2 separate regions of the Homo sapiens genome follow, and region 1 is linked to region 2. The links are chromatin contacts, found by Hi-C or POLR2A ChIA-PET in ENCODE. All regions are on one chromosome and are shown on one strand. Each heading gives the region's core, a stretch centred on a gene start or an enhancer-like site at or near the end of the contact. The rest is flanking DNA. Distances are from core to core; before and after follow the strand shown.

The links. Hi-C counts contacts between places; a loop is a spot of excess contacts on that map. ChIA-PET counts read pairs that join two places held with the same protein, here RNA polymerase II (POLR2A). Pooled maps may share reads with other maps.
Region 1: a map of CD8-positive, alpha-beta T cell shows a loop between it and region 2 (6-fold over the local background). The contact joins the promoter of PIM1 here to the promoter of TBC1D22B in region 2. A Hi-C loop is called at or near these places in 5 of 168 maps with a recorded cell type or tissue (CD8-positive, alpha-beta T cell, K562, endothelial cell of umbilical vein and 1 more), 3 of 37 single-sample maps with no recorded cell type and 19 of 50 pooled maps. POLR2A ChIA-PET finds 5 or more read pairs at or near these places in 20 of 52 experiments (AG04450, BJ, Caco-2 and 13 more).

What each region holds. Positions count from the first base shown.
Region 1 is chr6:37,166,394-37,171,532 of GRCh38, forward strand. It overlaps PIM1 (Pim-1 proto-oncogene, serine/threonine kinase), which reads left to right and starts at 3,759. Exons shown (of 6, transcript NM_002648.4): 1 at 3,759-4,264; 2 at 4,380-4,486; 3 at 4,588-4,638; 4 at 4,732-5,098. The coding sequence starts at 4,183. RefSeq lists an enhancer at 3,004-3,602 and silencers at 3,228-4,007, 4,268-4,587.
Region 2 is chr6:37,255,624-37,260,395 of GRCh38, forward strand. It overlaps TBC1D22B (TBC1 domain family member 22B), which reads left to right and starts at 2,149. Exons shown (of 13, transcript NM_017772.4): 1 at 2,149-2,350. The coding sequence starts at 2,295. It overlaps TMEM217B (transmembrane protein 217B), which reads right to left and starts at 2,521. Exons shown (of 2, transcript NM_001395378.1): 1 at 1,945-2,521. TMEM217 (transmembrane protein 217) reads right to left here and starts at 2,521. Exons shown (of 3, transcript NM_001286401.2): 1 at 1,945-2,521. RefSeq lists a silencer at 1,980-2,109 and enhancers at 2,210-2,269, 2,370-2,429, 2,516-3,151.

The DNA of each region.
Region 1 (5,139 bases), core at 2,509-5,008, 88 kb before region 2:
TGAAAACCACCTAAGGATTAATTTGGATATTGTTCAAATTAATATTAATAAATGCTCCTCTTCCCAGAGAACTGTTAGCATAATTGTGGCCTTTTATCCTTCCAAAAGCACTTGTCATTTAATTATTAGGGTGATTTTTCTGATTCTTTGTTAGATTCTTTGAGATAGCACAAATAGTGCTAATTTTATTAAGACTATATTTCGATAAATCAAAACATCAAGTTCCCTACTCTCGAGGAGTAACTTTTGACCCACAACACATCTGAATGTTTACTAATTATCTTTTAAAGCAGTTTTAAGTAAATCAAAGCTGTTTGCCAAGCAAGGTCCATGTTTTGTAACTTCCAGCTGTGAAGCCCCCACTATACAAAGTAGATATATTAAATGTTAATCACTTTAGCTCTAATTAAATATTTAGTCCTTCAAAGACCTAGAAAAAGTGAAAAAGGTTGAAGTTGATACATATTTTTTTTTCTAAAAGGCCTAAAAGATCTACTAGAAACAACTATTTTAAATCACATCTCTCCCCAAATGGTTAAAAATCGAACTATTAATCCAGTAGTTTACCTTTGGTACCTTCTAGGTGTAAGACCGTTTGGGCTGGGCGCGGTGGCTCACGCCTGTAATCCCAGCACTCTGGGAGGCCAAGGCAGGTGGATCACAAGGTCAGGAGATCGGGACCACCATGGCTAACACGGTGAAACCCCGTCTCTACTAAAAATATAAAAAATTAGCCAGGCGTGGTGGCAGGCGCCTGTAGTCCCAGCTACTCGGGAGGCTGAGGCAGGAGAATGGCGTGAACCTGGGAGGCAGAGCTTGCAGTGAGCCAAGATTGCGCCACTGTACTCCAGCCTGGGAGACAGAGCGAGACTCCGTCTCAAAAAAAAAAAAAAAAAAAAAAAGGCCGTTTTAAAAAACATCATCATCATAACCACGATCAACATTATTGCCATCATCATTGCTAATATTTATTAGAAGTTTACTCTGTACTGGGTTATATGCTTTACAAACAAGAGTTTTATTTGCTCCTTACAACAACCCTATGAGGTAGATGCTGTTATTATCTCCATTCTGTCTAAAGCTTAATAAGGTTAAGTAACTTGACCAATGCCTAACTAGTAGCTGCCAGATCCCGGAATTGAAACCAGGCTAACTTAGTTTAAAGCCCTTGCTCCCAACTTTTATGTTCCCGAAGCCCACTTAATTCATTTAAATTTGGTATAAATTGACTTTAATTATGGCCTTTTTGTTAGAATCCATTATAGTCTTCTCTTTTATCAACAAATGTTGGATAAAGTATGCATTCAGGGAGGCTGGGCATGGTGGCTCACACCTGTAATCCAAGGAGGCTGGGCATGGTGGTTCACACCTGTAATCCCAGCACTTTGGGAGGCCGAGGCAGGCGGATCATAAGGTCAGGAGTTCGAGACCAGCCTGGCCAACATGGTGAAACTCCGTCTCTACTAAAAATACAAAAATTAGCTGGGCATGGTGGCGGGCGCTTGTAATCCCAGCTACTTGGGAGGCTGAGGCAGGAGAACCAATTGTTTGAACCCGGGAGATGGAGGTTGCAGTGAGCCGAGATAGTGCCATTGCACTCTAGCCTGGGTAACAGGGCGAGATTCCGTCTCAAAAAAAAAAAAAAAAAGGGCATTCAAGGAATAGGAAGACAAAGTATAATGGAAAAGTAAATGAACAAAAAGGATTTAAAAAAACAAATCCCAACTGTCAGATTAGTGGACAGTGAACCAATGCTCTGAGTTTGTTCATCAATCTGTGGTAGAACTACAATTGTTTCCTAAAGAGTGGAAAGGCTTTGAATAAAAGTGGAGAGGTAGAGAGGGCTCTCCCAGGACAGGTTGATTGCTTCCGCAAAGGCAAAGGGTCTGTAAAGTGCTAGGCGAGTGGGAACAAGTGGGAATAGTTCTGTTTGACTACATTTGAGGGTTTGAGAAAGGAAAGGGAGGGTAGAAGGGATGGAAGTGGGAATCACATATGTTTAATGATGTCTTGTTCGGTGCCAAGGACAGTTTTAGACCCTGATAAGCGGAAAGCTTTGAATACTCAGGAGGTGAATTTGGGTCATTTCATCTCCTCTCTTAGCTGCTGTATGACCCTGTGCCATCCTATTTATGTTTCATTTTCCTATCTGCAAAAAGGGAGTAATTCTTGTTCCCTTGGGTTTTCTCCTAGTCATAAAAAATGAATGAGTTCGGCCACAGTACACAAACAAAAGGAAAATATGTAATATTTTGTAGGATAAATTCATAAAAGTTGTGGAGGATCTGGGCACTTTTATAAAGCAAGCACTGTAGAAAACTTTCAAAGGAAACATTTAAATTCACTAATGACAGCTATAGGGATCCTGATTTTTCCTTTAAATGGCAGGCACTTCAAAAAATTAAAATAGAATGTAGTTAGCTTTCAATTACTTAGGCCACTGACAATTCAATTTATGGATTATATAGTATTTTAATTTACTCATTTCACACGTCGTTATCAACTCTACATGAAGTTTAAAAGGACAAAGGATGCAAGTGGAATTGGTCAGTGTTCCGGGTTATTTCCAAGGGAGGCAGAGGGTGGGGGGTTTCCTTTGAGACAAGACTTGGGGTTGGCCAATAATTGCTGGTATTGCCTGCCTGGTAATAACAGGCTGATGAAAAGGTGACTACAACGTGAAAACTGGTTAAATCAAGCGCACCCTCCCACCCTCGTTTTAGATGAGGAATTTTCCGCCCTCACAGAAGGGGCTGAGGCAGCATCTGGCATCACAACACTAACATTTGCTTCGTGATTTCCTCTTTACCCGGCCCTTTGACACACATCCCTTCCCAGAAATCAGGATTCGCTGGTGCTTTTGCATTTCTAAAATGGGAATCCCGTGGCTGAGCTTTTAGCCGGCCGGAACGACTGAGGGCTGCATCCCTTTCCCGCAGGAGCGGGGCTCCCGCCTCCAGTTCTGTTCCAGGCCTGACTCCTCCACTCCCTCCGTGACTCATGTCCTGCGGATCCTTCGCCCCCGACGCGCCCCCCAACACACAAACCCCCAGAATCCGCCCCCAGCCTACAGCGCGACGTCAGCCCGCCCCAGCCGACTTGGAGGTCTCGGGTCTGAGTCACACAGAAAGACCACCCTCGTCGGCATCCCCACACACAGTCCGACACCCGGCGCGCCGGCCTCCCCGCCTGACACACTAACGCCCGTCGTCTCCGCGCAACTTGTTATGCTCCGGCTCGAGCCCTTGACCCAAAACCCTCAGCGAAACGGAGAGCCGCAGAGCCGGCCTCGGGCGGCCTTTGATGGCTTTGTTATTGTTTGGGTTTGAATCGATACGCCCCTCCCCATCCTTCCTCCCTCGCGGCCCTACACCCAGCTCCCGCCTCCCCTCACGCCCCGCGCCCCTCCCCCTCCATTTTGGCGCCTTTTCCTTCCCGCCACGTCGTGGCGGCGTAGAGACCATTCTGACCGCGAGAGCTGGGCGGGGCGGGGGCGGGGCGCGCCGAGTTATGCAGATCAATCGGCCTCTGGTTGGCTGGAGTAGCGCTGGCAGGGGCGGGGCCGGGGCGCGGCCACAGAGCGCGCGGGGCGGGGGCCGAGGGGAGTCGCCCAGTCCCGCCGCTTCCCCACCCCCTCTCCTCCCTCGGCCGGCCCGGCAGCCCTGCTCCCCGCCTTGGCCTCCCGGAGAGGCCCCGCCCCGTCCCCGCCCGCCGCGCCCTCCCCGCGCGCCCTCCCCGCCGGCGCGCTCCTCCCCTTTACTCCTGGCTGCGGGGCGAGCCGGGCGTCTGCTGCAGCGGCCGCGGTGGCTGAGGAGGCCCGAGAGGAGTCGGTGGCAGCGGCGGCGGCGGGACCGGCAGCAGCAGCAGCAGCAGCAGCAGCAGCAACCACTAGCCTCCTGCCCCGCGGCGCTGCCGCACGAGCCCCACGAGCCGCTCACCCCGCCGTTCTCAGCGCTGCCCGACCCCGCTGGCGCGCCCTCCCGCCGCCAGTCCCGGCAGCGCCCTCAGTTGTCCTCCGACTCGCCCTCGGCCTTCCGCGCCAGCCGCAGCCACAGCCGCAACGCCACCCGCAGCCACAGCCACAGCCACAGCCCCAGGCATAGCCTTCGGCACAGCCCCGGCTCCGGCTCCTGCGGCAGCTCCTCTGGGCACCGTCCCTGCGCCGACATCCTGGAGGTTGGGATGCTCTTGTCCAAAATCAACTCGCTTGCCCACCTGCGCGCCGCGCCCTGCAACGACCTGCACGCCACCAAGCTGGCGCCCGGTGAGAGCACCCCCCGCCTCCGGCCCGGGGATGCGGGGCGGCGGCGGGATCTCCTGGGTGGGGAGCTGGCGGCTCGCGGGCCGGCACTGAGTCCCCGTGCTTCCCCCTTTCCTAGGCAAGGAGAAGGAGCCCCTGGAGTCGCAGTACCAGGTGGGCCCGCTACTGGGCAGCGGCGGCTTCGGCTCGGTCTACTCAGGCATCCGCGTCTCCGACAACTTGCCGGTGAGTGGGCGCCCCGCGGTGGGGAGGGCGCGCCGGGCGGGGGGCGCACGGGCGTGCTTTAGCCCGGACGAGGGAACCTGACGGAGACCCTGGGCTTCCAGGTGGCCATCAAACACGTGGAGAAGGACCGGATTTCCGACTGGGGAGAGCTGGTGAGTGCCCTGCAGGAGCGACCCCCAGGATGAGTGGGTGGGGTGAGGGGCGCCCCCGACTCCCGCCCTAACGCGGCCCCCTCGCCCCTGCAGCCTAATGGCACTCGAGTGCCCATGGAAGTGGTCCTGCTGAAGAAGGTGAGCTCGGGTTTCTCCGGCGTCATTAGGCTCCTGGACTGGTTCGAGAGGCCCGACAGTTTCGTCCTGATCCTGGAGAGGCCCGAGCCGGTGCAAGATCTCTTCGACTTCATCACGGAAAGGGGAGCCCTGCAAGAGGAGCTGGCCCGCAGCTTCTTCTGGCAGGTGCTGGAGGCCGTGCGGCACTGCCACAACTGCGGGGTGCTCCACCGCGACATCAAGGACGAAAACATCCTTATCGACCTCAATCGCGGCGAGCTCAAGCTCATCGACTTCGGGTCGGGGGCGCTGCTCAAGGACACCGTCTACACGGACTTCGATGGTGAGCCAGGCCCGGGAGGGAGCTGCCCAGGTGACTCGGCC
Region 2 (4,772 bases), core at 899-3,398:
TAGTGTGCTGAGATCATGTCACTGGACTCCAGCTTGGGTGACAGGGCAAGACCTGGTCTCAAAAAAAAAAAAAAAGGTCTCTCTGGTTGGTATATGGGGAATGGACTCTAAGGGGCTAAGAGTGGAAGCAGGGAGCCGAATAGCAGGCTGCTGTAAGCAGGTGTGTGGTTGGTGAAGATTAGGGTGACCAAGTGGTAGTGGTGAAAAAGGTTCCAACAATCTCAATTTCCCTATTTAAAAAGTCATCACAAGGTAACTGATGTGAATTTTTAAAAAATCTTGGAGGGGAAACTGATATAGAAAACAAACTGTAGAAATAACAGGGCTTTTCTGGGTTGAGCACTGTTAACTACACCCCCTGGGAATCAGTGTCATTTAACATTTCATAGAAGATTAAGAAAAAGGAGTATTTTGAGATATGTCTAGATACACAAATCATACTTTGCTTTCCACATAGTAAAATGTCAAATCAATAGGGAGCAGCTTCTGGAACATCTCTAAAGCCATGTGCATAAGCTGGAAAGTGGCAGGTATCTTGTCACATGGATGAGTGTATGGCAGCTCACATAGGGAAAGACAATTCAGAGGATACCTTTAAGACAATGAACTCTGAACTGCTGGTTGCCACCAAGGTAAGGAATCTAGAAGTTGTTTTAGATTACTCTTTCAAGACATCAACTCTTCTAAAGTCCAAACAGCCAGCAAAAGGTCTGGCTGTCCAGAATAAAGACAAAACATCAGCCTTAACAAAGCCTCAGTACATCCCTCTTTGGGCTTAGTGTGCAGTGCTGGTCACTGCATCCTAAGAAAAAGAAGCGCCAGAGAAAGGCAAGTAAAATAATTAAAAGAATAGAGGGGCTTTTTTTCTCTGGGTTAAATGCCCATAAAGAAGATAAGATGCTTTTATAGCATGAAAGACTCAGAGGAAGTAAAAATAGCCCTTGTCATCCAATCCTATAATTCTTAAATTAGGGGACAAAAGAAGCTTGAAAATGGGAGTAATGAAGAAACCGTCGTTGGAGGACATATAAAAGAAGGTCCTTCTTTGGCTGGGGCCAGGGGTCAGGTCTTTAAGTATTCTCCAATATGTGGAAGTACATGTGGTAGCTGTAAATGGAGGGTGGGGGTGGGGGTGGGGGACACGCAGCCCACCTCAACAGTCCTTCGAAGGGACAAAAACCACTCTGGACTGGTGCCCGCCTTCCCTCTTTCCCCAAATCACCACGGAATACAACCACAGAAACTCAAAACCAGCAAAAAACGCTGACAAGACATTCAAAGGATTCAAAATGCTAATACTAAATCTCATTGTCTGGGAAAATTAGATTGAAAATAAATTCAAGGGTGCAAGATTTATAATAGATTAACAAGGGAAATTAAGGATGTTGGTGGGGCCGGGAGGAGATACATCCTTAACTTTGTGATTCACACGATGGAGCAATACTGTGTCCTTCAAAGAAATGGTATTTGGTAATCTGAGTTGGACAGCTATCATAAACCATTTCCTATATACACTGTTAGCATAGTCAGAAAGTGAGAGTTATGGATTGACATAGGGATTAGATCATTTGAATTTTTAACCCACAGCACAAGTCCTTCAATCGTTTTCAATAAACAGAGGGAGAGGGAGACTCTGATGAACCGTTGCTCACGTGTTGAACAGTTAGCAATCCCGGGCTATCGGGTCCCTGCTGACCTTCCTTCAGAAAAACGAATGGACATGTAAACGGAATGAGGAAAGGAGGGTAATAACCAGAGTGTCATTGAATTGAGAGATGTTAAAAATGGGCCACAACCAACACATGGGCCCTTACTTTTAGGTGAAAGATTCCTATATATAAATACATAGTATGTTCTCTCTTGCCAAGAAATATTAGACTAAGGAACTTCATTCCTCACGAAGAAGATAATCCCCTCTTCCTTCCCATAGGTCCCTTACCTTACCTGCTTCTTCCCTCTCGCGGGTAGGAACTTTGAGCCCCGCCTCTCGGCTCGTCCAAGCTCCGCCTTCCCCGTCCACCTGTGTGCCCAGCCCCTGACGTTACCGGTCGGCTTCAGCGGCCTGCAGGATTCCGGCTCCCAATTGGTCGGCCCGTCCACGGCTTGCGCAGCTCACCAATGGCAGCGGTGCTGGGTGGAGGGGTGCCCACATCCAAGATGGCGTCCCCAGGAGCTGGGAGCGGGTGACCGGCGGCGGGGAAGCGGCCTGGGTTGGCCCTCAGATTGCGGGGTCTGGGGGCATCTCGCCGGGCAAACCCTTGGCCCGCCTACAAGGACTTCCCCCGGCCAGAGCAATGGCCGCTGAGAACAGCAAGCAGTTTTGGAAGAGGAGCGCTAAGCTGCCGGGGAGGTGAGCCCAGGACGCTGAGAGGGATAGGGGATTGGACCAAACCCTTCCAGATCCTAATCCCTGAATCCCGCGGGCCTGGGGCGCCACAGAGGCCAGAAGACTGGTTTGGGGAAGCTGGGACTGCCTGGTGGCGGCAGGGCAGCTGTCAGGCAGCGAAGCGAACAGCGAGCTTTGGGGACGGCTGGATGTGGGTGTAGACCGGGGTCTGGGGGCGGAGGTTTCAGGAGGGGTGACCTCAGCGGGAAGGTGGCCGAAGATTGGGCGTAAAGGGGAGTGGAGTTGGGTGAATAGTCAGTGTCGGCCCTGGTCTCGGAAGTTCCTCCCCAGAGCTGCTTCCCACTCTAATTAGGACTCCCTCTCAGGGGTCTCCACCACGCACAGGTGGTTGGTCGCTCGAGGATGGCCCCTTCCCTTGATCCCTGAGGTCGGCACTTACCCGAAGGATTCCGGTGGGAGTTTGGGGCCGCCTGCCGAGAGGGTTAGGCAGGAAAAGTGAGGACGATTCTCAACCCTGACCTTACTTTATCTTGAGTTGGCCCTTTCCCACTAGGAATTATTACAAGACGACCACAGAATCAGGGTTATTCCTTTGGCATTTTCTAAGGATTTGTCCAACCCCAAGTGACTTCTTCCTCCCCTGCATTGTAATGCACTTCTTGTGCAAATGCACTAAATTCGTTCATTCTTCAGTTGTTTAACTGGAGAGCAGACCCCCTAAGACTACCCCCACCCTCTTTTCGGTGTATGTTGAGACTTTTGGCAAATTATCCATCCATCAATCTACTGTTGGTTTACTGTTTCAGTTTATTTTGGGCAAAGTCCTGAGAAGTATAAGGAAGAGTGTGTATTTCAGTCGTAAATTTAAGATTTCTGCCAGCTACAGTCTACTTGGTGATGAAATTCATGTTTGGTTGTGTCCCCTGTGCTACCTTTTCTAATGGATTCAGGTTTTTTCCTTCTGGGATAATCTTTTGAACTCGTGACTTTTTTTTTTTAAGCGAGAGAGAGATGAGGGTCAGTAGTGGCTAGGTAAGAGCCTTAATTTTTTTTTTTTTTTTAAATGAAATAGAGACAAGGTCTGACTGTGTTGCCAGGGCTGGTCTCTGACTCCTGGCCTCAAGTGATCCTCTTGCCTTGGCCTCCCAAAGTGTTGGGATTACAGGCGTTAGCCACCATGCCCCACCAAGAGTCTTATTTTATTAAGGATTCTAGTAGACATATGGAGAATAGGGTGGAAATCAGCTTTTAGTAATACTTATTAAAGTAATAGAAAGGAATGCAAAGATAACTTCAGATTAAAGTGCTGTGGACTCAACAGTGTTAATATTACTGTTAAAGATGTTCTGTGTTTTTAGGTAAGCACACTTCCTGCCAACTGATTCCTTTTCCTTCCTGGTCTAGTGAGCTCTCTAGTTGTGCTAACTGCTATTCTCTGGGGTTTTCCGTAGTGAGATCATTAAATTTTGACATCCTAAGATTATAATCATAATCAATAGGAAGACTGTTGTATCAGGAAGCAGTGTAAGAGATGTGGGACGTGGCATGGGCTTCTGTGCCTTCTGACTGCTGGTTGCTATTAACAATCTTTTTTTCCTATATTTCCTGTATTTGGCTATAAGAACAGTCAACTTTTTTAAAGCACTACTTTTCTGAGATAGGAAGAGAAGTCTTTTCAGTTTCTTCAAGTTTCTGGATTCCTTTTTCATTTTGAAGAATATAGAGAAATAGAGAACTTTCGAGTTCAGAAAGACTTGGGTTACTATTTGGGCTCTGTTGTGTGTGTGACCAAGACAAATAATCTTTCTAGGCCTCAATTTCCTTACCTATGAAATGAGAAATAAAAATACTTTCCTCAGAGTTACTGTGGGGACTAAGTGAAATACCCTATTTGTAAAGAGCCTAGGACAGTGTTTATTTAGCACATTATAGTTGCTCAAAAAAACAGTAGTTATTAACATTGCTGTCATTATTACAGCAAGTAAACATTTAAAATAATGTTACTCAGATCCTTACCCCAGCTCATTGTCTTCGTTGTTTAAGGTATTCAAATATTGTCACAATTCATAATAGTTTTTAGTACCTTACTTGGTAAAGAGAAATACTGTTCAGCTGTGTGCTTTTAGCAGTGAAGCCCACAAGCCTCTGGTCATAGGAGAAAACTAAGGTTCTTTTAGATAGAAAGGTACTTTGGTTTAAAGAAAATGTTAGGGCATTTTCTCAAGAATAGAACTTTTGCATCTGTACTCTTTCGGTCTTAGAGAAGAAAAACTTTCTCCTGGGTGGGGAAATGACACAAATGACTCTACTGGATGCATGCAAACTTGGAAATGAAACTAGTTTACTCTTCTTTGCAAATTGAAAGGTGAAAAATAAAAGCGATGACAGGGTTCTTTCCATTTGTCTGATCATGATCCAACAATCT